Linked DNA regions of Homo sapiens: region 2 is linked to region 1. A link is a contact called in ENCODE Hi-C or POLR2A ChIA-PET data. All regions are on one chromosome and are shown on one strand. The core of a region is the stretch at or near the end of the contact, and the rest is flanking DNA. Distances in the headings are between cores, read along the strand shown. Region 1 overlaps LOC105370504 (a long non-coding RNA gene). Region 2 overlaps LOC105370504 (a long non-coding RNA gene).

Region 1 (2,607 bases), core at 59-2,558:
CTCCTGCACAGTCTCTCATCCTCTAGTCAAGAGGATGACTACTCTCCTCCCAACCATCTCCAGAATAATTGTAAAGATTGGGTTGTGGAAGAGAAATCTTGGTCTCGCCTTCATGGGAGGCCTCAAGGCTTGAGATTTCTTTTCCTGAAACTTTCACCCACTCTTTGGGTACCAAAGATTGAATCCTCACCAATGACCATCAAGAAGCCCCACTGCCTATAGCTAGCATTGGGCCAGATGTCTGACAGGTTGTAGGGAGAGTACTTTTAGTCTTCAGCTCAGACTTCTCATGCTTATACACTGGATTTGGATGATTTTCAGATTCTCCTGAAGGCTACTTAAATAGCTCCTCAAAACAATGGGACCCCTAGCGTGAGTTTAGCACACAGGGAAAACAAAGGCATACTCACACTTACAATCACCAGGAGTGACATTCAAATTCAACAACTGGCAGCCATTCATTAATTTGCCGGCTTGTCAACATTCTCAAAAATATAAAACTTCAGAATTTTTGTGGGAATATACTATTATTGTATCCAGCAAATCCTTTTCCATGGGGTTGCCAACCAAAATAAGCCATTTGCTGACCCAACACTGCTAATAGCATAGTTTTCAACAGAGAACGCTAAGTGTCAACTTTCTCAGCCTTCTACTTCCACCTATTACTTGCAATTGTCCAACTACTCTTTAATTCGACTTACTATAACTCAACAAACATTGATTTGAGGGCTATTGCATGACAGACCCTGCTGTTTCAGATGCTGCAGTAAGCAATAATAGCAGAGGATTTGAGAATGTTTACAACACATTTCCCATACTTCATCTCATTTAATTATCTACACCAAATTATTATACAGCTCAGATAAGTAAAACATTGATAGTCCTGTTTCTTACCTCCTTCCATCCAGCAAGCTATTCTTGATCCCTCTAAAGTCAGCTCTCTACTAAAAAAAAAAAAAAAAGAAATAAGAAAACTCAGTGGCCCAGGGAGTTTCAACAACCAGTTTATCTAACTGTTCTACTTGTTGCAGTACAGGCCACAGAGACCTCTACATTTATTCAGTGACCTCAAAAATAAAAATTAAAGTTTCCTCCAAATAAAAATTCCTTAAATGACTTTCACTAAATTTTCAGGCTAGCTTTAATGCTGGCATAAACTAAATAAACAGAATAGAATTTTGTTTATAAACTCTCCAGATTTGGACTATTAGTCATGAGCAACCCATACAAATAAATTTTCAAACTGACCTTTTCTACCCTTGCCACTTCAGTGTAAGTCATCCATGACTTCTGGTCATCCCACATACTTTGTACTGACAAACCTTTAATTTGCAAATGAAGATGGGATGACTTAATAGGTAATTTTTCATTTAAGAAGTAATATTTTTGTTAAGTGCCTTGTCTGACTAAGTTAGCAACCAAAGTTAAATCCACAGAGTATAAAAAGAGTTTTGTTTACACAAAAAAAAGAAAGAAAGGAAGAAAAATTCTTGTCCACTTCATTCTTTGACAATGCATCAGAATAATAGTGGGCTATAAATAGAAGATGCAAGAATGACTAATTCTGTTTTGACTCTATCTCTTCAATGACAAAGGAAACCCCTCTGTACAAACATATTAAGCTAAATCATAACAGCTGGACTTTAGGAATTTTATCTAGAACATCTACATCAAACAACTAAGGGTGCCAACCTTGAAGATGTACAAATAACTCCCAGTGGAACCCAGTTTTATAACTATCAACTCAAGGGACTTGTGATTTAAAAGAAAGATTTAAATACTGCCTTGCTTTAAAAGAATACTCCCTTGAAATCATCACTGCTAATAAAATACAGGAGAAATTTACCCCAAATTACTTTATCCTGGAAAAATCTGTCTTTTGTGACTGAGAGAGCACACATGCTTCATTTATAGCTAGAATCTTTCTTTCTGAAAGCTTAGTTATCCTTCAGAAATTTGTCAGCTAAATTAAGCCCTTAGCCATATAGAGAGAAGTCTGCTGGCACTGCACTGGGAAGAGAATGAATGAAAGACTGGATTGAATTTTCCATGGAAGCCGACAATTAATATTGTTTTCTTTGGTATATCCCTTTCTGTCCGTTGTTTTTGAGCTCTCCAAGAGAAGAAAAAAGTTAAGAAGCCTGATTCAGTCATTTCCAAATCTCACTTCCAGTTTCCATCTTATTTAAGACATGACTTAACTTTAATGTGTGTAACATAAACAGAATCATAAAAGGGAAAGAATTAGAACAGTCTGGAAGAGTCGGTGTCCAAAGCAGGAAAATGCCACAGCTGATTTGCCCTTTTTATTGTTGTTGGTCTTTTCGTTGTTTACTGCAAGGAGAAATTATCTGTTCCTCTGCTGCCGCTTCCTCACCCTCCATTACAATCACTGGGAATTCCAATTTCACAAAGTTATTACAATACAGCCACAAATAATCCATCTTGCCAAGTCCATCTTCAGGGCCGAAGATAAAGTTGGAGCTGAGTTGCTACACACATCTGGAGAAGGTTCGTTACTTGTAATCGTGAGCTGCTCTGTTAATGCACCCATGAGAAAGGGGCTGACAGGCTGCATATTTCTGCAAACTGTTCCCAGAAAGAACC
Region 2 (2,607 bases), core at 67-2,566, 90 kb before region 1:
AACATCCCTTATGACAAGTTCTCCTGTGCTCCAAACCTTTGTATAACTTGGCAAAATGCACGCTAAAAACTATTAACACATTGCTATTTTATCATAAGCCTTCAATGGTTACAAGCTGTCCACCTCATCCTTGTGTACTTGTAAAAGCATGAAGACCCTTCCCAGGTCAACTCAAAACTATTTCCTATATAAAGTTAATTACCTTCCTGTAACGCATATCCATTTGTTGTGCATGAAAAGAAAAAGTTAATTCTTTCTTCTACTAGGCAGTCCATCAGATGTTTGAAAACAGCTCTCATGCATCTGCTTAATATTCTTTCCTTCCATTTAATTCCTTCCCTTTCTCTTCAGATGACTTTGTTTTCAGATTCCTCATCATTGTTTAGACTTACTGCCATAGCCCCACCTAAAATATACAACACTCTTGAAATAAATAGGTAATTGTACTTTTTCCCACTTTCAAATTCCTTGGGCCAGGCATGGTGCTCACGCCTGTAATCCCAACACTTTGGGAGGCCAAGGCAGGTGGATCACTTGAGGTCAGAAGTTCGAGACCAGCCTGGCCAACATGGTGAAACCCCATCTCTACTAAAATACAAAAATTAGCAGGGTGTGATGGTGGGCGCCTGTAATCCCAGCTACTTGGGAGACTGAGTCAGGAGAATTGCTTGAACCCAGGAGGCAAAGATGCAGTGAGCCAAGATTGTGCCAGCGCACTTCAACCGGGACAACAGAGCAAGACTCCGTCTCCAAAAAAAAAAAAAATCAAATTCCTCCATGCCTACCCAGAGTAACAGGAAATCCCCCCATACATATTTTTAATGAATCAGTACTAGCCTGAATGTATTTGAAAGTTTAAGCTAATGTAAAAAAAAAATTTTTACATTGTACTTTTATCTTCAGCATGACACATCATTTATATTTAATAAATGTTTAGTCATTGGATAAAGGGGAAAACAAATATAGGCTCTTTGGATATAATATAACTTTGGTGGAAAACCAGGAGAGCTCACTTTACAAAGACATGTATCTTTAGCTCCCTGATATTGTTGAAAACAAAACCAAATTAAACAAAAAAAAACCTGTAGCTACCTTCAGACAAGAGCCTTTAAACATACTTGGCAGGAAACAGTCACTCCACTTTCATTCCTCCAACCCTCACATCAGTGACCTCCCTTGATCTCTGAGATGACAGTTTGCCAAGTTCCATGAAGATGGCATTCACAAATGACCCCATTAGACTTCCTAAAAACCTTAATTGCCCAATTCCTTTCACCCAGGTTTCTGAGGTTCAAGGAATGCTATCCTTCAGTTACTCTCTGGCATAGGTTCCAACTATTGTTATCTAATCCTTTCTGAATCCCTGAGAATGCAAAGAACTGAAGCTGACTTTGATTCTCTACCGAATTACAAAATACTTTACATACTTCTGTCACATAGTCATTCTCCTGTGTTTACTGTTCAACAGTGACATTCACTTTCATGTCTAAACATAGAAGGGAAGCACCATTGCAATAAATATAATCGTAAAGATTCAAAAGCTGATCCCCTTCAAAGGACCATGTTAAATATCTAAGAAAATTAATCACTTCCTGCTGTCCTAACCCCATATTTACACCTTATCTGAATGAACAGTATAGGCTAAGGGGCCAAGTGTCCACTCTGCATATGCATTTGAAAAATACCTTAGCTTTTTCTTGCATATCAAATCGACATTTATTTATTGAGTATCCACTATTTGGATCACACTATCTTGGAGCAAATCTATTGAAAAAAAAAGTAATTTCATTTAAACTTTAGCTTTTCTTTCAGGATATGTTGTGACCTTAAAGAAAAGTATTATGCTGTATACATGTAGATCTACTTTTCTGAAACCAAAACGGGTATATGATGTGGATGGCGAGAGGACGAGTTGCACCAGAAGAAGTAAAAATAGATTAATAAGTTAAAAAAAAAACTCCTATATTTATGTCATTCCAGAATCATATGCTTTAATTTTCTTGTCTAAAATTCTTAACAGCATTATATTGCAATCATTTGAATCAAGTTTCCCAATTCCATAAAAGTTTGCTGTATCAAGTGGAACAATTATGAATACTAATGTTTCCTTTATTTGTTTTCAGTGGCAAATGAAAGCACATGAAGGGCCATGGTGTTACATTATGCTCTCATCCCACCAACACCATCACCCCGCACAGCACACATGCATGCACACCCTCTCTCACAGTATTCAGAAGGTTGAGCACTCTTCTACTAGGAGAAAAACAGGATAAATGGAGGAAGCTTTACTCAGAGGCACACCCAAGAGAGAATAATCACCTTACAGACACATTAAGGGCTTCCAGCACCTCCAAGAGATTGAGACATTATTTTATAATGACAAATATGCAGCTAAATTACTCAAGTGATCTGTGGAATCAATCAATAACTTCATCCCTCAAAACATAGTTTTTGAAACCATATTCTATCACTTGAAGAAAAATTGGGCCAAAAAATTTCCAAGAATATTACATTTCTGAGTTCACAAGAATTATCTTGGAGGGGAGATGGATAAAAATAGGTTAAACTAAAACAGTATCTGTTGAAGAATAGGCTAATGACACTCTT

What was found. A loop is a pair of places that touch in the nucleus more often than their neighbours do. ChIA-PET counts read pairs that join two places held with the same protein, here RNA polymerase II (POLR2A).
Region 2: a loop to region 1 is called in a map of PC-3, with 2.2 times the contacts of the local background. The contact joins two enhancer-like sites. A Hi-C loop is called at or near these places in 1 of 168 maps with a recorded cell type or tissue (PC-3). POLR2A ChIA-PET finds 5 or more read pairs at or near these places in 2 of 52 experiments (BJ and Panc1).

Annotation. Positions count from the first base shown.
Region 1 is chr14:53,367,789-53,370,395 of GRCh38, reverse strand. It overlaps LOC105370504 (a long non-coding RNA gene), which reads right to left. Exons shown (of 4, transcript XR_943876.3): 2 at 895-944. Among named protein-coding and RNA genes, the nearest start is that of DDHD1-DT, 220 kb to the right of the region's middle. RefSeq lists an enhancer at 904-2,607. Within about 2 kb of position 1,308, at least 3 of the 41 ENCODE cell types and tissues checked have a DNase peak (open chromatin) inside an H3K27ac peak, as active enhancers do; they include PC-3, where a contact is called at or near this core.
Region 2 is chr14:53,457,305-53,459,911 of GRCh38, reverse strand. The region is part of intron 2 of LOC105370504 (a long non-coding RNA gene); the gene reads right to left. Among named protein-coding and RNA genes, the nearest start is that of DDHD1-DT, 310 kb to the right of the region's middle. RefSeq lists an enhancer at 766-1,965. Within about 2 kb of position 1,316, at least 2 of the 41 ENCODE cell types and tissues checked have a DNase peak (open chromatin) inside an H3K27ac peak, as active enhancers do; they include PC-3, where a contact is called at or near this core.